Regions from separate parts of the Homo sapiens genome. Here region 1 is linked to region 2. A link is an interaction called in ENCODE POLR2A ChIA-PET data of the cell type or tissue named here. Cell type or tissue: A673. All regions are shown on one strand. Links, peaks and the distances in the headings refer to the core of each region. The heading gives the core; the rest is flanking DNA.

The links. ChIA-PET counts read pairs that join two places held together with the same protein. Peaks named below come from ENCODE experiments on the same cell type or tissue, not always from the same donor. Only the 100,000 strongest peaks of a DNase experiment are listed, where the experiment ranks them.
Region 1: POLR2A ChIA-PET joins it to region 2 with 6 read pairs; 2 of 35 experiments call an interaction of 5 or more read pairs at or near these places.

Annotation. Positions count from the first base shown.
Region 1 is chr6:131,593,709-131,604,116 of GRCh38, reverse strand. MED23 (mediator complex subunit 23) reads left to right here. Exons shown (of 29, transcript NM_004830.4): 16 at 913-1,087; 17 at 1,736-1,899; 18 at 3,955-4,079; 19 at 5,356-5,561; 20 at 5,650-5,830; 21 at 7,429-7,599; 22 at 7,954-8,170; 23 at 9,782-10,018. Among named protein-coding and RNA genes, the nearest start is that of ARG1, 26 kb to the right of the region's middle. In A673, for the core only: a CTCF peak has its summit at 6,473 (motif pointing right); a DNase peak (open chromatin) is centred at 6,486; H3K27ac peaks cover 706 bases.
Region 2 is chr6:131,172,686-131,183,093 of GRCh38, reverse strand. The region is part of intron 5 of AKAP7 (A-kinase anchoring protein 7); the gene reads right to left. Among named protein-coding and RNA genes, the nearest start is that of AKAP7, 42 kb to the right of the region's middle. In A673, for the core only: no CTCF peak of the experiment used is centred there; a DNase peak (open chromatin) is centred at 9,393; H3K27ac peaks cover 1,102 bases.

The sequences.
Region 1 (10,408 bases), core at 2,385-10,384, 420 kb before region 2:
TTCTAGGTCCTGGGGACACAGCAGAGAACAAGTCACCACCATGATGGAGCTTATGGAGGAGGACATTAAATAAATGAAATATACAATATGTCAGATGATACATGTTATAGAGAAAAATAAAGCAAAAAGGAATAGGAAGTGTGAGGGTTGGGGGGTTTGTTGCATTTTTAAGTAAAGTGGTAAGAAAAGGTTAATGTGCTAGGTGCCTGGGATGCAGTGAGCAGGATAGACCTGGTCCCTGTCCTCATGCAAATGGATTCTGCCTGAGGCAGCAATGCTGTCCTCCAGTGCATACGAAGTCTGACTGGAAATAAAGAAGGAATTTTCCTACCTTGCAGAAGATACATTATAATGTCTCATTTATTATATAGTTCTAAAATAATAGATACTTTCTGATATAGAAGTGTTTTTCTGATTCATGGTAATTCCAGCTTTTCACGAATACAGCATAGTCTTAATTTTAACCACAATAACTCTTCTTAGATAACTGATTGTTGAACAAAACTTTCTTGGGGGTAGGAGGAAACAAGGGCAGGTATAATACAATTTTTTGTATTAAAAAGTGAACCTCATACTTCAAAAGGTATGGAACATTAATTGTCTAAAAATAAAAGATATCAGAATTGAGAAGATTAATGTTTTTTCATATCTTGTCTCATTTTATTTTTCCAGATAAACATGATTATCAATTGCCAAATCCCAGGAAAAAAGCAAACTTGATATTATAGTTAGGATCTGAATTTTTCCTTACTGTTAAAGTAGAAAATAAGAAAATATGGAGAATATATATGTGTGTGGGCGTGTGTATTTTCACAATCAAATCTTTATATTTTACTCAATGTGACTTTCTTCAAATATCTTTTCATGCATAGCCTTTAATAATTGGTACCTTAAATTGTCTTTTTCCTCCAGGTCAGCTTTTGCCAACTGTTTTCAAATCACATGCATGGGGGATCTTACACACACTCCTTGAGATGTTTAGCTACCGGATGCATCATATTCAGCCTCATTACAGAGTTCAGCTCCTGAGTCATCTTCATACTTTGGCTGCAGTTGCACAAACAAACCAGAACCAGCTCCATCTTTGGTGAGCTCATTGAAGACCATCTTTCCTTAAGATTTATTAGAAACTTTCTTGGAGATGAGGTTCTTAATCCTTTACCTTTACCTTATAGTTTTTTTTTTTATTATTATTCATCTGTCATAAAACTTCTCTGCTTCTAAAGTATTTTGTTTCCAGTATAGGAGCAGAGTCCAGCTTTTTAAATAGAAACTGATTAAGATAGTTGAGTCCTTCCTTCAGGATCTTTGGACTGAGAATTAGTACTTCCAGGGTATTTATTATTATGTTGTAACTTAGCCCTTTAGAATGCTGGTTTTAAGTATACTTCAGATTATGGTTAAAGTATCATGTCACATTGATTTTGCTTTACATTAAAATATATTTTAGATAGAAAAATATAATTTTTGAAATGCAGTATCTCCAGGTGAAATTTTTTAGTCCTATAGGCGACAAGCCATCTTTTTCAAATGTGTAAAAAGTCACGATTTTCACTATAAAATTGGACACATTAGGTTTTTTAAACAAATTAAGCAACATTTATTCTCACACAAAAGTGTTTTTTTAAAGAAGGGATAGTCATAGATTGCATGTTTTTCCATTGTAATTAACCTTAGATTTAATTCCATAATTCTGAAATTTTTTTACATTTCTTTTTATTCTCCCAATTTTCAGTGTCGAGAGCACTGCTCTCAGGCTTATAACAGCATTAGGTAGCTCAGAGGTACAACCGCAGTTTACACGCTTCCTTAGTGATCCCAAAACAGTGCTCTCAGCAGAATCTGAAGAACTGAACCGAGCCTTGATATTGACCTTGGCTAGAGCAACTCATGTAACAGGTACGGTGAATATGTGACTACAAACAACAACAGATGAATTAAAGTGTGCCATGATTCTACTAATTACTATAGTTGTAACATACTAAAAAGATACTTTTCATTTGTTTGAAAAAAGCCTGTTGTTTTGATATCTTCACTATTTCACTCATTTATGGAAGCTCTTTTGTGTACCATCATTCTATTAATAACTGCGTTGAGCATCGTTTTCAGCTATCCATAATTTTAAAGTAGTAATACTTTAAGCTTTTTGGTCTCAGGACTGCTTTACACTCTTAAAAACAAAATTGAAATTCCCAAAGAGTTTCTGTTTATATGGATTATATCTATGGATATTTATTATATTAGATATTAAAATTAAGAAGTTTAAAAATATTTATTAATTTGTTTTTAAATAGCAATAATAAACATTACATGTTAATATATGATGTTATAAAAAAAGTATATTTTCTAAAGCAAAACTTTAGTGAGAAGAGGTGCCATTGTTTGACATTTTTGCTTCTCTAATATCTGGTGTAAAGGAAGACATAGTTTGGATTCTCATCTGCTTAGACATTTAATCCATTGAAGTTTTAGTTGAAGTAAGTGAAAAATGTGGCCTCACACAGATGAGGTTGGAAAGAGAGGAGTATTTTAATAGCTTTTTCAGATAATTGGGAATGTTCTTTGACATCACATGGAAAAATGATAGTTGCTTAAAGGTTAGCTGCAATATGGAATCCAAAACCCCCAGTAAACTTCATGTACTTTGTTACATTATAATCTGTACATCTGTTTTATACATTTAGTGGATTTTTAAATCCATGCATGTTTTGTAACTTCATGAATTATTCATTTTGAAAATACTGGTTCACTGAGTTACGTAGATCTAGCAAACGTTGACATTTTGTTTATACAGTATCAGAAAATTACATTTGTTAATATCACTGCAAAGTTTATTAGAAAAATCTAAGTTTTGGAATGCTATCATGTCGTGGTAGATACAGGTTTTCCAAAATTTCAATTTTTACTTGAAAGGTCAAATTTTATCATTGGAAAAAGTTACTATCATTTGTTTTCCTTAAAGTGACAAGCTCATTTTGTTAATTTTCAAGAAAATGTCTGCTAAATACGTAAGTCTAGCTAGCTATAGTTTTCTGTCAGACGTTCTTTCAAGTAAAATTGGAATTCAAAAAAAAAAAAGCAGCTGATTTAACTCAGTGCTCAGTCAGTCACACAAGTGCACAAGTGTTTTTCCTCAAGACACCCATCAAACTTGGAACACTAGGCATATGCTTCCCCTTTTGTTACATATGATGTTAAAAATAGGTGTCGAGATTGACACTGGCACTTTTCTTTCACTGAGTGCATGTGCTGGAGAATACAAAGCCTTTTCATCTAGTCTGGCACCACTGTTTGATTTGTGCTTAGGACCAGCAGTTTTACCACCATTGCTTTTGTACCGTCAGTGCTCATACCAAGTGAAAAAGCCTGATATCTTTTTATTATTATTTGACCTCATTGAATCTTTGAAGGGCTATTGGGGAATCCCCAAGAGGTCTACAGACCACACTTGAGAACTGATGTTTTAAAGAGATAGTTATTGGTTTTAGCAACCTCAAATACGTTTATGTAAATTATTTTGTTTTACATAAAGAACCCTCTTCAATTCTGAGATTTATACATGCATTATGTAATTATTTCACTCACCAAAAAAGATATCTTTCTTTATTCTGTTCCCTTGGCCGAATAAAGTACTACTAAATCAGTGTCAAAGTAAATGAACAGTAGTGATGGGCTTGTATTACTGTTATCGCTGGTACTCTGTAACCTCAAAAAAAGAGATTTCAAATGTCTTTTGTCATCTTTTCATAAACTGTTCTCATATTTTCTAATGTGATCATCCAGATCATTCATAAACTAAGCAAATTTAGGTTCTAAGCTGAATATAACTAGTTAAGCAGTGAATGCACTGCAGTGAAATTCTCAGTGTACATAATTATTATTTTCGCTATAATCTTTTATGAATTGTGGATATAATCATTTATATCTGGATTACATCTATTTGTTTATGTTTAGATTTTTTTACAGGCTCTGATTCAATTCAGGGAACTTGGTGTAAAGACATACTTCAGACCATCATGAGTTTCACTCCTCATAATTGGGCTTCACACACCCTGAGCTGTTTTCCAGGCCCACTACAGGTAATTTGGTCTTGAATTACTTATTGAATGCACATGAAATCCTTCTTCCCATTCACAATGGTGTTCTAGAGTGAGTCTTGGTGACTTCTGAATAAAATTAGCTTTTATTTATTTTAAAAAATATTTAGGGGCTGGGCATGGTGGCACAAGCCTCTAGTCTTAACTGCTTGAGAGGCTGAGGCAAGGGGGATGGCTTGAGCCCAGGAATTCAGGTTCACAAGGAACTATGGTCACACCACTGTACCACAGCCTGGGTGACAGAGCCAGACCCTGTCTGTAGAAAAAAAAAAAAAAGTCATTACTTACAAAATCTCTCAAGTTGTTCTGTGTCCTACTCTGGTACTGGACATGTTTCTAAAAATTTAATTATTATGGTTTCATCTTAGTTAACAGTTTTAAGGGGAGGAAGAGTAGAAAGAGGAAAAAAATAAAAGTGAAAAAAATTGAAAAAGAGAAAAAAATAGTTAATGGTTTTAGAATCTCATGAAAATTAACATAGTACCTGAAAACTTTTTTCTCTCTCATAGAACTGAAATGGGGAGAAGTATAACGTAATGGAGCTTCACAGAGTGTGCGTAATATGACACTTCACTGAATTTTTTTCTTAATCACAGAAAAACTGTAAACCTGGCTTTTCTAATAAGGAGAAAGGCAAACCTCATCTGTCTTCTCCTTTTCAGAAAAAATGTTAGGCATGATGAACATCCATTTTTCATAACTCCTGGTAGGGCTAGAGCATTTGGTTTTTAAACTTACCAAATCACCTGGAGGGCTTGCTAAGCTGCAGTTGGCTGGGCCCCCAGCCACAGAGCTTCTGATTCAGTAAATCTGGGATAAGGTCTGAGAATTTTGCATTTCTTGTAAGACCCAGATGATGCTGATACCGCTGGTGTTGGGACCACACTCTGAGAATCACTGGGCTAGTGCAATGGATTTTCCTCAAAGACACTAACATATGTAGCCAAAGGGTAGAGACACTTCATTCTTTTTTTTCTTTTTAAGATTGGCGGAAGTATCAACAGATGATTGAAGAAGCTTTGAATTCAGGCTTACTTAGAATTTCCATTTAGGAAATCTAGGAAAAGGAATCTTGGAGATAATCTAGTCAAGCTTATGTATTTTCCAGACACAGAAATTCAGGCCTTAATTGCTGAGTTGCTCAAGGTGACCTAGAGTTTATTAGTGTCAGAATCAAGTCTAGAACTGGTTTATTAACTCCATATCCAGTGCTCTTTCTACTATAACCAATGAAATAAACTTCTAATCCTCTTTTTAGGCATTCTTCAAACAAAATAATGTGCCTCAGGAAAGCCGTTTTAATCTGAAAAAAAATGTGGAGGAGGAGTATAGGAAGTGGAAGTCAATGAGCAACGAAAACGACATTATTACCCACTTCTCTATGCAGGGCTCCCCTCCTCTCTTTCTTTGTCTTCTCTGGAAAATGCTCTTGGAAACAGATCATATTAATCAGATTGGCTATAGGTAAGTCAAAAACCTAATTTGCATTCCATTTGGCAAATTGTTGTATCCATACAACAATGGAGTTTATGTTTTACTCTCTGCCTTCCAGAGTATTAGAGAGAATTGGAGCCAGGGCCTTGGTAGCCCATGTGAGGACATTTGCAGATTTCCTGGTATATGAGTTTTCTACATCAGCAGGGGGTCAGCAACTCAATAAATGCATTGAAATTCTTAATGACATGGTATGGAAGTATAACATTGTTACACTGGACAGATTAATTCTCTGCCTGGTAAGAATAAATACATTTCTAAGCTTATTCTCTTAGATCAAGATGTATGACTAATATATGTTATGCCAATCTGCTCTATATTGCTTTGAAGGATTTAATGAATTTATACTATATCAAGCATTGCTGTCACTTCCCTAAAGAGCCGGAAATTTTCCAATTTCTGTTTTTGTTTGTTTTTGTTTTTTTGTTTGTTTTTTGAGACAGGGTCTCGCTCTGTCGCCCAGTGCAGTGGCGTGATCATGGCTCACTGCAGCCTCAACCTCCTGGTCTCAAGCAATCTCCTCCTGCCTCAGCCTCCTGAGTAGCTGGGAGTACAGGCATATGCTACCATACCCAGCTAGTTTTTTTTCTTTTTAACTTTTTTATAGAGATGGGGTTTCTCCATGTTGCCCAGGCTGGTCTCGAACTCCTGGGCTGAAGCAATCCTCCCTCTTCAGCTTCCCAAAGTGCTGGGATTACAGGCGTGAGCTACTGCTTCCAGCCCCAATTTCCTTATTCATTCATTTAATAAGTACATATTGAATATCAACTGTGTTCTATGTATAGAAGGTACAGAAGTAAATAAAATAGATGTGGTCCTAGCCTTGTGATACTTTGAAAATATGAGCAATTAGACCCTGAGTTGATTCTCCAAAACTCCCACTAGAGGGAGGAAGTAGCAGTAAGTCACTGTGTTTCTTTACAGAGTGCGAATATAACCATTTCTGTACACTTTGGTAACAAACATTCCCCAAATGTTTTTTTCTTCTCCTGACTTTGATGTCTATTTCCAGCAGAATTTTTTTTTTCTTTTTTTTTTTTTTTTTTTTTTGATATGGAGTCTTTCTCTGTCGCCCAGGCTGGAGTGCAGTGGCGTGATGTTGGCTCACTGCAAGCTCTGCCTTCCGGGTTCACGCCATTATCCTGCCTCAGCCTCCCAAGTAGCTGGGACTACAGGTGCCCACCACCACACCCGGCTAATTTTTTGTATTTTTAGTAGAGATGGGGTTTCACCGTGTTAGCCAGGATGGGCTCAATCTCCTGACCTCGTGTTCTGCCCGCCTCGGCCTCCGAAAGTTCTGGGATTACAAGTGTGAGCCACCGCGCCTGGCCTTCGGGTAGATTTCTTTAAAAAGATATTGAAGTAGGCTGGAAAATGCTACATTGAAAAAAATTCTATGGCGGTGACATTTGGAGTGGCATAGTTTAACGTTAACCCCTTAGCTGTGGAGCATAGATATAAAAGTAGTTATTATATTTTAGGGGGAATAATGTAAGTCTATAAATCAATAAGATGTCAGGATAAGATGGAGGTGTAGAAAAAATATTTCTAGGAAACAGTGAGAAATCTTATCTGCTTAGGTGATAGCTGTGAAAGATAGATTAAATTTTTAAAAGTAAAGATGGACATCCCAGGCAGAAGGAATGGTAAGCCAGAAATAGGCAAGAAAGGTCATATATGTTTGGGGAATACTGAACAGTTGGTTTGGGATAGACTAGACGTCTAAGGAAATTATAATAGTGAGATTTTACTTTGTTAAAATCTAGGCTTTCAGATGGCCCTCATGATTTTACACAGGTTGAACATTTTCATATAATTTTTCTGTTGTTTTTCAAAGGCCATGCGTAGTCACGAAGGAAATGAAGCCCAGGTTTGTTATTTCATAATTCAGTTGCTGTTACTCAAACCAAACGATTTTAGAAATCGAGTAAGTGACTTTGTGAAGGAAAATTCCCCAGAGCACTGGTTACAGAATGACTGGCACACCAAGCACATGAATTATCACAAGGTACTAGTCCTAATTGGTATTTCAAATAGTCCTTTTAAAGCCATACTTGAGTATTTGATGAAGTGATTTGGCCGTTTTCTCTCTGGTTCTAATGTTTTTTCTCTTGTCTATATAGAAGTAAGTTAGCTCTCTGAACTTCTTCAAGGTTTGAGAGTTTCTATAATGTTGAGAATAAATTGAAACTGCAGTTTTAGTGGACATAAGGACTTCTATAAAAAGAAGTAAAGTATAATCAAGTATAATTTTAAATGTTTCCTTGCAAAAAAAAATCTAAACAATGTTTTCACATTTAGCTCTTTTAAGAGAATTTTTTAAAAAATGCTCTAACCATTTATCATCTTCTCAATTCCACAGAAATATCCAGAGAAGTTGTATTTTGAGGGCCTCGCGGAACAGGTGGATCCTCCTGTACAGATCCAGTCTCCCTATCTGCCCATCTATTTTGGGAATGTGTGTCTTCGATTCCTTCCAGTATTTGATATAGTAATCCACAGATTTTTAGAGTTGCTTCCGGTATCCAAATCACTGGAGACTCTACTGGATCATCTAGGAGGCTTATATAAATTTCATGGTGAGCTTTTTCCAATTTTAATTTCGTCTAATACCTCCATTATCAAAAGTAGGATGGGCAGGACCACATGGTAATAGTGGCTCTAAAGGTTTTATTTTAAATATTTTAAAAATGAAGTGTTTTGAGGATAAGTACTATGGATGGTGCCATGAAGTATAAAATATACAACATAAAAATATAAACAAAAGTATGAGTTCAGAACAGGGTGATGTTACTGTAAACTAAACAGATCTTGGCGGCCTTCTTGGATGGGTAGGATTTGGACTTGATGCATCCAATTTATAGCAGCAGCAGGGAAAATATAGCACACGAGGCAGAAGGGATCATTTGGGGGAAATCATGGAGGAGATAAAGTATATTTGAAGAAAAATTGCTACATTGGGTTGAATTGAAAATTCTTACCAGAGAGTTCTAGAAATAAGATTGGAAAGACAGATTGTACCTAACTGTAGATCACCTTGAATGCTAGGCTGATTTTGTAATTGCAGATAATAATCAACTGGAAGTTATTGAGTATGATCATGGCATAGGAAACATTATTTCAGAAAGATACATCCAGTTATAGTTGGCAGCAGTCTTAGGATGAAGCCATTACAAGGACATGTCAAAAAGCTCAGTTGTGTGATTAGTATCTAAGCAACAGTGGTTGCATTGAAAATGAGAGAAAAGGGACAAATGGTCACAAAAGAAGGAACAGGACTTGATTGGCTGGTTATAAGGAGAATATTGAAAGAAAAAGACAACTAAAATTTTAAGCATAGTTACTGGAGAGTGGCAGGGTCAGTGACAGAAATGTGAAGGTCCTGGAGCAGCCACTCTGGGAACAAAGTGTTTGTCTGGCAGGCAGTCCTGCTTCATCTTTAAGATACCTTCCCTCAGAGCAGAAGTATGAATTGTGTGTTAACATGGTAGAATAGGCATAAAGTTCAAGTGAGCGTTCTTTTAAAAACATTTTTCTTTTGGATTAGGTAATATACATACTTGATGGGGTGGAGTATACAGTGAAAGGTAATTAGTCCCATCCTGGCCTCCAGCTACCCAGTTTCTTTCGTAGGCAGCCAGTGTTACCAGTCTCTTGCCATCCCCTCTTAGATATCCTGGCTGGTTTTGTTTGTTTGTTTGTTTGTTTGTTTGTTTGTTTTAACACAAGTGTTCTGTACCCTGTTTGTTTCAACTTTATCATGTATTAGGGTTGGTCATTTGTATTAGTACGTAAAGAGCTGCCTCATACATGCCAGATTTACTTTATCAGTCCCCTGTTTTTGACCTTTTAGGCTGTTTTTCATCTTTCGCTAGTATAAACAGGGCTGCAATGACATCCCTTGTTGTATGTCAAGGGATTAAAATTTATGCAGGATAAATTTTCAGAAATGGAATTGCTTCCACTTAAATAAAAACAAATATAAATACAAACTGTATATTACTAGAAACATTCTGAGCCTTCTGCCTCTCCTCAGATTAAAATATTCATAGTATACAATTGCCCAGCATGTGAAGTTGTTTCATAAATCTTCTGAGCTGTTTTTCAGTTATCTGGAAAGCAGTTGATCAGTTTTTCACAGTTATTAGTAACCAGTTAAACATTGTGGTGGTATGTTTTTTTCTTGGCAGATCGTCCAGTGACTTATCTGTATAACACTCTGCACTATTATGAAATGCACCTGAGAGACCGCGCATTTCTCAAACGAAAACTCGTCCATGCGATCATTGGCTCTCTGAAGGATAATCGACCGCAGGGCTGGTGTCTAAGTGACACTTACCTGAAATGCGCTATGAATGCACGAGAGGAAAATCCTTGGGTTCCAGATGACACCTACTATTGCAGATTGATTGGCAGACTAGTCGATAATATCCTTTTTATTGTGATTTTAGACTCCCAGAAATAACAGTATTTTGATTTATGAGAATATATTTTTTCTTTTAAAGTAATTTTTTATGTATTTCAAGGTTTTAATTTTTTTTAAGATCACTTCCATTTTCATCTCTGTAAAGATTTGAAATCTTAAATTAACAGCATCATGCCAATTAGGCTGAAATTCTGTTAAAATTTTTATTTTAGAACTTGAGGATAAGCGGTAAAAAAATTATATTTAAAAATAGACTTTATGGAGATTTGTTTCAAAGAAAAAATCTTATTCTTACATACTATATTTTGTAGCACATGCATCTGTGTGCTACTGGAGAACGTAGGATCTTGTTACTTTAAAAAAATTAATGTTTGTAGTAAATAATAAATGA
Region 2 (10,408 bases), core at 1,704-9,703:
GCCCTCTGCTGGATGGTTTATCTCCTGCCTCTCTCCATTAAGAAGGCCTTTTCATCCTAAGATTTCCATGACGGTGGTTTTTTTAAACATTTTGAAATACAGCTTTTTTTCCCCCAAAATTAAATTTTTTTTGTTGAACTCCAATATGTAAAGCGAATATAAAATTGGTTATTTTGCTAGTTTTAATTAGTTACATAAATTCAAGTTTACAACAATTCTTTGTTATAAAGAACGATGAAGCTGTTTTGATCAATACAAAATTTGGGTTAAAAAAAAAGGGCCATTATCAAAAAAATAGAAAATAACAAGTGTTGGAGCCCTAGTACACTGCTGGTGGGAATGTAAAATAGTCCAGCTGCTATAGAAAACATTAAGACAGTTCCTCAAAAAATTAAAAATTAAACTACCATATGATTTAGCAATTCCACTTCTGGTTACATATCCAAAAGATCTGAACTCAAGGTCTTGAAGAGATATTTATACATCCATGTTCATAGCTGCATTATTCACAATAGCCAAGAGTCCATCAACAAACCCATCAACAGATAACAAGATAAGCAAAATGTGGTATGTACATATACCACGGAATATTATAAAGCATTAAAAAGGAATAAAGTTCTGACATGATACAGCATGGATGAACCTTAAGGACGTTATGTTAAGTGAAATCAGCCAGTCACAAAAAGATAAATACTACATGATTTCACTTCTATGAGGCAGCTACACAGTCAAATTCATAGAGACAGAAAGTAGAATGGTGGTCGCCAGAAGCCAGGGGAAGGAGGGAGTGAGGATTTGTTTTTCATGGGTATGGAGTTTCCATTTTGCAAGAATAAAAAGATTCCGTAGATTGGTTGCACAATAATGTGAATATACTTAACACTACTGAACTATGTGTTTAAAAAAAGTTAAGATGGTAAATTTCATATTATATGTATTTTACTATAGTTAAAAATTATTTTTTTTTTCAGACGGACTCTTGCTCTGTCACCCAGGCTGGAGTACATTGGTGCCATCTCAGCTCACTACAACCGCTGCCTCTTGGGTTCATGCGATTCCCCTGCCTCAGCCTCCTGAGCAGGTGAGATCACAGGTACCCACCACCATGCCTGGCTAATGTTTTTGTATTTTTAGTAGAGATGGAGTTTCACTATGTTGGCCAGGCTGGTTTCAAACTCCTAACCTCAAGTGATCTACCCGCCTCAGCCTTCCAAAGTACTAGGATTACAGCATGTCCAGCCAAAACTAATTTTTTTTTTAAATAAAAAAGATCAGTGGCTGTTGTCTGATCATGTGAAGAATGTAAAAGTTTCCATGGGATGGCAGCAGCGTCAACTAAGGCATGAAGACATGACATGGCCCAGTGCCTCAGGGGACCTCTAAGTAGTTCAGCATATCTTAAACAATGGGTGCAGCATGGACAACACAAGAAATAAGGCTAAATACACAGGCAAGAATCAAGAAGCTGAGAATCTTAAATGACACAGCAAGAAGAATAGATTTTATCCTAGATCCAACAGTAAGTCAATAAATTCTTTTAAGCAGGGAGCATAAAAATGCTTAGTTTTGTGCTTTAGAAAAAGAGTCTGGAAGCAAAGCGGCAGACTGTAGACCAGGAGACTATTGCAGTAGAATGGGTGAAAGATGAACAGAGCTTGGACTGAGGCACAGCAATAGGAACAGAAAGTAGGGAACGAATGGGAGTGATATTTAAGACAGAAAATTTACAGCATTTGATGACTATGAATATCTAAAATGACTGATGCTGGGGTTTAGGATGACACCTACATTTCTTGATGTTCCTGGTGGAAGAGTAGGGAGATTGACCATGATGGTAAATACAAAAAGTGAAACATGGGGCCAGGCGCGGTGGCTCACACCTGTAATCCCAGCATTTTGGGAGGCCGAGGCAGGCAGATCACCTGAGGTCAGGAGTTTGATACCAGCCTGGCCAACATGGTGAAACCCTGTCTCTACTAAAAATACAAAAATTAGCCAGGCATGGTGGCAGGCGCCTGTAATCCCAGCTACTCAGGAGGCTGAGGCAGGAGAATTGCTTGAACCCAGGAGGCTGAGACAGTGCCACTGCACTCCAGCCTAGGCAACAGAGTGAGACTCCATTTCAAAAAAAAGAGAAACATAGTTAAACAGAGAGTCAGGTCCAGAAATCTAAAAATATAAATGCTTAAAGAAAAAAGAGATAAGCTAATGAAGAAAGCTGAGAAGATACATTGAGAGAAGTATTAAAAAAAAAAAAAACAAAACAAACAAAAAAAGAAAGTGGTGTCTCAGAAACCAAAAGGAGAATTTAAAGAAGGGAGTCCTCAGTTGTATGAATAAATCTAGAGCATTCGTTAGATTCAGCAATTACAAAGCTATCAGGGGCCCACGATGTGGCATGCAGTGAAGTAGGCCATAGCCTACTGACCGCAGGAGGTTTGAGAAAAGGACAGTAATGAACTAAAGACAGATAATGCAGGCAACTCTTTTAAAGATTCTGGATAGGAAAGGTACAATGAAGATTTTTAAATTTTAAAGATTCTAGGTAGGAAAGGTACAGAGAATACAGGCAACTCTTTTAAAGATTCTGAGTAGGAAAGGTACAATGAAGAAGCTAGCAGGAGATTCAAGATCAAGAGATTTTTCTGTAGCTAATTCTTAGGATTTTTTAACTTTGTTTTTTGTTTGTTTAGGGATAGGAAAGGTGTTATTGAGCAAGTAAAGTTGGGGGAAAGGAGGTAATAAAGACAAAGGGTTGAAAACACAGAAGCACAGAGAGGGAAGAAGTAACTGGTACAGCAAGATCCTGGTTGAGTCCAGCAGACCAAGAACACAGCTGAAGGGGTTAGTCTTAACTAGATAAAGGACACCTCTTTTCCCAAAACTGTATGAGAATTTAAAAGCCAAATGCAGTAGCAGATAGGTTCACCAAGCACAGGGACTTGAAGTGAGCAGATCCCAGCCTCAGTGCCATCTGCTGAGAGAGGGGTAGAAGGTTATAGTTGCTCCAAACAGGGGGCTGGGGCAGCAACAGCAGACATGAGGAAAACTGAGCAGAAGCAGTGGACCTGCCGAGCCAAGGCTCTGAGTGTGGAAAACATACATTTGCAGGAGAGCCAACCTACATGACTGTGTGATTTCTTCATTTTCTCATTCTTTTGATGAATACTTATTAACAACTTATTTATTTATTTATTATTTATTTATTTATTTATTTATTTATTTGAGACAGGGTCTTTTTCTGTCACCCAGGCTGGAGTATGGTGGCATATTCACAGCTCGCTGCAGCCTCGCCCTCCCAGACTCAAGCAATCCTTCCACCTCAGCCATCTAAGTAGCTGGAATCAAGGCATGCACCATCATGCCAAGGTAATTTTTTTCTATCTTTTGTAGAAACAAAGTCTCACTATGTTGCCTAGGCTGGTCTTAAACCGCTGAGCTCAAGCAATCTTCCCTCCTCAGGCCCCCAGAGTGCTGGGATTATGTGAGCCTTAACGCGTTTTATGTGTCACACATTATAGACAGTACTGGGTATACACTAGTGACCAAAACAGTCATGGTCCTGGCCCTCGTGGAGCCTAATCTAGCCACAAAGATAGTCAATCAAATAGACAATAACGGGCCAGGCACGGTGGCTCACGCCTGTAATCTCAGCACTTTGGGAGGCCCAGGCAGGCAGATCACTTGAGGTCAGGAGTTTGAGACCAGCCTGGCCAACATGGAGAAACTCCGTCTCTACTATAAACACAAAACTTAGCTGGGTGTGGTGGCAGGCACCTGTAATCCCAGCTACTCGGGAGGCTGAGACAGGAGAATCACTTGAACCCAGGAGGCAGAAGTTGTGGTGAGCCAAGATTGTGCAACTGCACTCCAGCCTGGGCAACAGGGCGAGACTCCATCTCAAAACAAACAAACAAAAAAAAAACCGAATAGACAATAAGGTAATCACAACCTGTGATGAGACCTATGAGGGCATCCCACTGGGTACAGTGATAGAGAGCTTACTTATAAAAATACTCTACTCACAGTGGGCAGGGACTCTCTGAAGTGGTGACATTTGAGATCCTAAGAATGAAAAGGTCTAAGCAGAAGGAACACTCAGGCATTTTCAGAAGATCTATGGCAGAAAAGACTCTGTTGAGTCCAGTACCTGTAAGAAGCAAGTTCAAGTGGGGCACAGTGGGCAGGGAGAGAGGACCACGATAAGGCAGGAGATATAGGCAGTGGACCAGAACATGGAGGATATTGTGGGCTACAGCAAGGAGGGTGGATTTTATTTTGCCCAGGTGTTGGCGCAAAAAAGCAAATGACTGGATTGGATCTGCCATCGGTGTTTCCCAGACAGGTCAAACAGAAGGAGATAGGACAACTGAAAGAGCCACCAAGAGAATGGCATACCTTGAGGCCTTGTCTACTTTAAGAATGAATACATCCATGCTGCCTTGAAAGAGGCCAAGCCTGGGTGAGGTTCCGGAGCATTAGCAGTAGTGGAAACGAAGTAAATGGCAACTAGAATGGGAAGTTGTCGTGATAGCTATAACTAAGTTTAAGGTCTCAGAAATATGCTTATGAATGGCAGAGTGGTGTATGGGTGTAGGATGCTAACGTCAAAGAAGTCAAGGGATTTTAAGAAAAGCAACAGCTGTGATGGCAGTAGTGGGAATGGAGTATTTATCATTAATAATAATAGTTACCATCTATTTAACATTGTCTGCGTGCCCAATACTGTGCTAAGCACTTCGTATAGATTATCTCACTTTATTTTCAGAACGGTTACTATTATGCCCATTGCACAAATAAAGAAACTGAAGGATTGGGAGGTGAAGTAAATTGCTTAAAACCACTCAGCTGGTAACAGGCTGCACAGGAATGCAAATGGTTCTGACTGACTCCAAAGCTCACTTTGTGCCAGGATGGCTGGACAGATTGTGCTCGTGCTACTGAAGGACGCAAGCATTGCAATGTGAGCTATGAAACAAAATCCTCAAAATAGGAGAGGAAATATTCAGATGACAGCAAAAAGAGAGGCAGAAGTTAACAAAACCAGGTAACATGAACCACCAATAAGGAAAGACCTTTGCGTGAGGATATAACAGGGACAAAGCAACAGAAAACTAAGAGAATGTGGATGATACCTCTGGGTCCTGTGGAATTTGGGATTGGGTGAAATGAGCAGCCTTCACCTAGAGGAAGCTGTGATTTCAATCAGGTAAGAGCCGAGTTTCAGCTAAGGCAAGAAGAGGTGTTCCTGGAAAATGTTTAGGGAGTCCGGTTGCTAATTTACAATGTAACAGAATAGCATAGTAATTAAGAGCACAGAATTTGGAATCAGACTGGTTGGATTTGAGTCCTGGTTCCACTACTCACTAACAAATTACTTAACTTCTTTGTGCCTCAGTTTCCCTGCCAAATGGGAGTGATGACAATGGTCTTCCTACTGTTTGGATGTGGTTTTTCCCCACCAAAACTCATGTTGAAATTTGATTCCTAACATGGTTGTGCTGGAGATGGAGCCTTGTGGGAGGTGTTTGGGTCACAGGGGTGGATCCCTCATAAATAGATGAATGCCTTACATCAGGAGTATGTTCTCACTTTCATGGGACTGGATTAGTTACTAAAGAGTACGCTCTCATAAAAGTGAATTAGGCTTCCTAGATTCTCACTTGCTTCCTCTATCGGCAAGTGATCTCTTTGCATGCACCCACTCACTTTTCCACTTCTCTGCCATGTTTTGACCCAGCATGTGGTTCTCACCGGGAGCCAGCCAGTGCAGTGCTATGCTCTTGAACTTCCCAGCCTGCAAAATTGTGAGCTCAATAAACGTCTTTCCTTCATAAATTACCCAGCCTCAAGTATTCTGTTATAGCAACACAAAATGAACGAAGACAGCCCATACCTCATAGGTTTGTCAGGATGAAATTGATATTTAATAAGATAATTAGAATAATGCCTGGTACAAAGTCAGTCCATTTAGAAAGTGTTTGATTGAAAATCAAGTAAATAAAAGAGGTGAGAATAAAAAGGATTAAGAGAGAGATGAGAAAGGAGAGGAAGGATGAAGTGTGCTTGGAGGCATATGCAAACAGAGGCAGGGTATAAAACTAAGGCTCTAATGGCCTCAATGGTGCAGGTCTGTGAATGCAGCCATCCTAGTTAAGAAGACAAGCTGGTCTTCTAAGTGAAGTGTGGCTAAGTTATTTTTACGTTTCTGAAGAAAGCGTAGCCCAAGCCATTAGGGGAACGGTTAGCAGGCTGCTGGGACACCCACCAGCCTGTGGTGGTCAGAAATCCAAGACTTCATGTAGTAATAGAGCACCCTAGAAGGGCCTAAAGATACCAGAAACTGAACAGATTCTTCACAAGGAGCAGAAAACACGGAATGTAGTCTCTCCATCTTTTGGGGGAAATGACAGTCAAAATGAAAGAAAGCATAATGTTCAAATGAACATTCTAAAAACCTTTCATTTTTTCTTGTATGAGATAAATGTACTTAGAATCTTTTATCATGCTAACCAAGGGCACTTTTCTATTTAAAAAAAAAAGTTTTGCAAGAACTATTATAATTCTAGTGGGCTAAATTTTTAGCAATCTCTCAGTCTCGCAAGCTTAAAATTATATATGGCTGAAAAAATGAATGAAATCACATATCCATTTCTATGCAAAAAGCTTTTCAATGCAATTTCATCATTCATTATAAAATGTGGGAACATGCCATATAAATGCAAAATTTTCAATATCTTCTTAATTCTATCAGCTACTGGGTAATTCTAGGAAAGAAGGTGCTGTTTTATTCTGGAAAAAAAAAAAACACACAGGATCACTCAAGGTCAAGCTAGGAAGCTGAGACACAGCCTCTGATGCCATACACCTTACCTGCTCCCTCAAGTGGCTACCACCATAAGCCCACATGTACATGTGATGCAAAGAAGGGCTTGGTCTCTTTAGCCCACCAGCAGGTACCAAAAATAACTGTTAGTAACAGCATAATTTTAATGGTGTAGGAAAAAAGAAATATCTTTTTCTCACCCATCCTATATTCATTGTTATAGACAACTCCATAAAAAAGACAGATTAACAAGAGACAAGCATACCAATTTATTTAATAGAAGTTTTATGAGACATGGGACCTTTTATAAGAAAATAATGACCCAAATAAACATGTAAACCTGTGTATTTTTATGCTATGTTTGATGAAGAAGTGGATAGTTGTGGAGAAGTACAATTGAATTAAAAAGTATGATCTAATGGCAATAAACTGGGGGAAACTTAGCAAGGCCTACTGACTCAGCTTCTCCTCTGTGACCCGGTGTCCTCAGAAAGGAGGATGTTCCATTCCTCCAGGCATAGAGAGCGCATATCTCAAATGTGGGTCTTATGACCTCCTTCAGGGAAGGGCAGGAGGGCAGAGAGTGACTTTCCTACTTCTGCTGTTTTCTCAAATTCCTTTAGCTTAAAATATTATGGAGTAGCATATCCTGACCCCCATTAATGGTAAAAGCTCATCAATTTAGACTTTACTAGTTCAAAATGTCCAATAATTTTCTTCAATTTTACACATTAAAAATTCTAAATGACTCTTTATCCTGCCAATATTTAGTAATGAGTACAAAGAGTAGTGTCTGAAATTGGTTCCTTTTTTCCTAAGAACTATGTAACACTTTAAGAATTTATTTTTTTAACTTGTAAATCTAAAAACTCTCTCCATGAAAATTAGGTAAATCAGACTCAAACTTTGAACAACACAGGTTTGAACTAAGCAGGTCCACTTATATATGGATATTTTTCAACAGAAGTTACACACGTGTGCCTGCCCCTCCTGCCTCCCCACTTCCACCTCCACCTCTTGTGCCTCTGCCACCCCTAAGACAGCAAGACTCACTCCTCCTCTTCCTCAGTCCACTCAATGTGAAAATGATGAGGTTGAAAACCTTTATGATCATCCACTTCCACTTAATCAACAGCAAACATGTATTCTCTTTCTTAGGATTCTCTTAATAGCATCTTCTTTTCTCTAAATTATTTATCGTAAGAATATAGTATATATTAATAATACATGTAACATATACAATATGTGTTAATCAATTGTTTATGTTATCAATAAGGCTTTCAGTCAATAGTAGACTATTAGTAGTAAACTTCTGGAGGAGTCGAAAGTTACATGGGGAATTCTGACTACGCAGGGTTCTGGGCACCAATCCCCACATTGTTCAAAGGTCAACTAGAATTACTTTCTTTACAAATTATCCTGCTTTACAGTAAGTCAGTCTAGCTCTGTCTCCATTATTTTGAATGAACAAAATTTTAATATTCCTGTGTAGGCATATACATACAATTTATTACAAAGTTTTAAGAAACTTTGGTCAATGGAATATATTCTTCTGAGAGTTAGAATATATCATTTGAACAAACAGCTTATAAAATATGGTACAAAAACAAATATTAAATCATTTTACTGATACTGTTGGGTTAAAGTGGCACTAATCCTAAGGCATTCTTTTTTTGAGATGGGGTCTCACTCCATTGCCCAGGCTAGAGTGTAGTGGCACAATCATGGCTCACTGTAACCTCCAGGCCCTGAGCTCAAGTGATCCTCCTACCTCAGTCTGCTGAGTGGCTGGGATTATCGGCGCAAGCCAGTGTGCCCAGCCTGAGGCATTCTTTTAAAAATATATCTAAAGAAGTAAAATATTGACAAAAATCCCATGTGCTGAACATTCTGAATATCTGAACACTATGTAAATAGAGGCTATATCTAAACTTCAATGCCTGACACAGTAAGTCCCCAATAATTAATAAATACATGTTGCTTCAGTAAGTGAATAAAGTTTTCCATGTATATTCAAATATTTAGGTTCCTTATAAAAGTGCATAAAAATTATAATAAAAACAATAGTACAATACACACATAAAAGATTAAAAGCAAGTATAACAGTGATTGTATGAGGGGAAAAGAATGTTGTTCTCCCTCCAGCTTCTATTTTTTATAATGTTTTGTTGAAACTTTTGAAAAACATAAGTATTTTTAATCAACAGTACCTAATACCTCTGGAATCAAGAAAGGAATTACAGGAGCAGTAACAACAAACCAACATCTTCGGGCTTATATTCATATTAAAGCTGGTGATACTTCACATTCCTCAGCACACAATGGATCTTTCATCAATATTGGAAAATGCCTTTGTGAGAATATTTGCAAAGAATGGATGGAATTCTCAATGTTGCAAGCACCCAGTGAATTATTTAAAAGAACAATGAATGAATGAGTAATTAGAAATGTTTCTTGAGTGCAGAGATATTTATATTACCAAAGAAAAGCTCTAAGTCTAGCATTTTTTCCAGAGCAGCCAAGAAGAAAAGATTAAGTTTAACTGTGGACTATCAGTCCCAAATGATTTGCCCAGGAAGAAAAGATTAACTGTGGGCATTGGTCCCAGATGATTTGCCCTCAGAACAATTAGAGTTGCCTTCTCATTGGCCTACTAATGATTTTAAGTACTCCTTGACTTGTAAATATTGCTTATTTGTTTGCATGCTTGCTTACATGTTTTGCTTCACCCTATCCCTAAAAATAGGATTTAAGATAACTCCAAAGAAGTATACACTATAATAAGTAAATTTAAAATAAAGAAAATGAGACAAACAGAAACTAAAACTGGAAAGATAACATGAAGCCAGGTATGAGGTAAGTGCACAAAAAGAATAGCATTATGTCCTATATTCTAAATTGAAGTATGCAATAAACTGGATTCTAAGTGTTCAAGTAACCAATTCTAACCCAAAGACACAAGTTAAATGTTCAACATTCATTAGGTAAAAAACAACATGTTCAAGAGAAATAGTCCTGATATTAAAATTAAAAAGAATTTTTTCTTTTTTCTTTTTTTTTTTTTTTTGAGATGGAGTCTCGCTCTGTCACCTAGGCTGGAGTGCAGTGGCACGATCTCGGCTCACTGCAACCTCCGCCTCCCGGGTTCAAGTGATTCTCCTGCCTCGGCCTCTTGAGTAGCTGGGACTACAGGTCCCATCACACCCTGCTAATTTTTTGTATTTTTAATAGAGACGGGGTTTCACCATATTGGCCAGGCTGGTCTCCAGTACTGGCCACTCCTGACCTCACGATCTGCCCACCTCGGCCTCCCAAAGTGCTGGGATTACTGGCATGAGCCGCCGCACCCAGCCAAAAAGAATTTTTTCTAATCAACTCATGTTATTTAACAAGATATAATCAACATTTGTAATACTTAAAATAAACACAGAGAATTTCCATAAACCTGTTTCTTAGAAAATCATCAAATAATGCCAAAAGAATTATAGTAAAAGCAATTCTGTAATATCAATTCTACAAAGTTTTACATGATTTTGTCTAAGTACCTATACAATTTTTTTGATGGTCTGGCTTAGTCTAGAA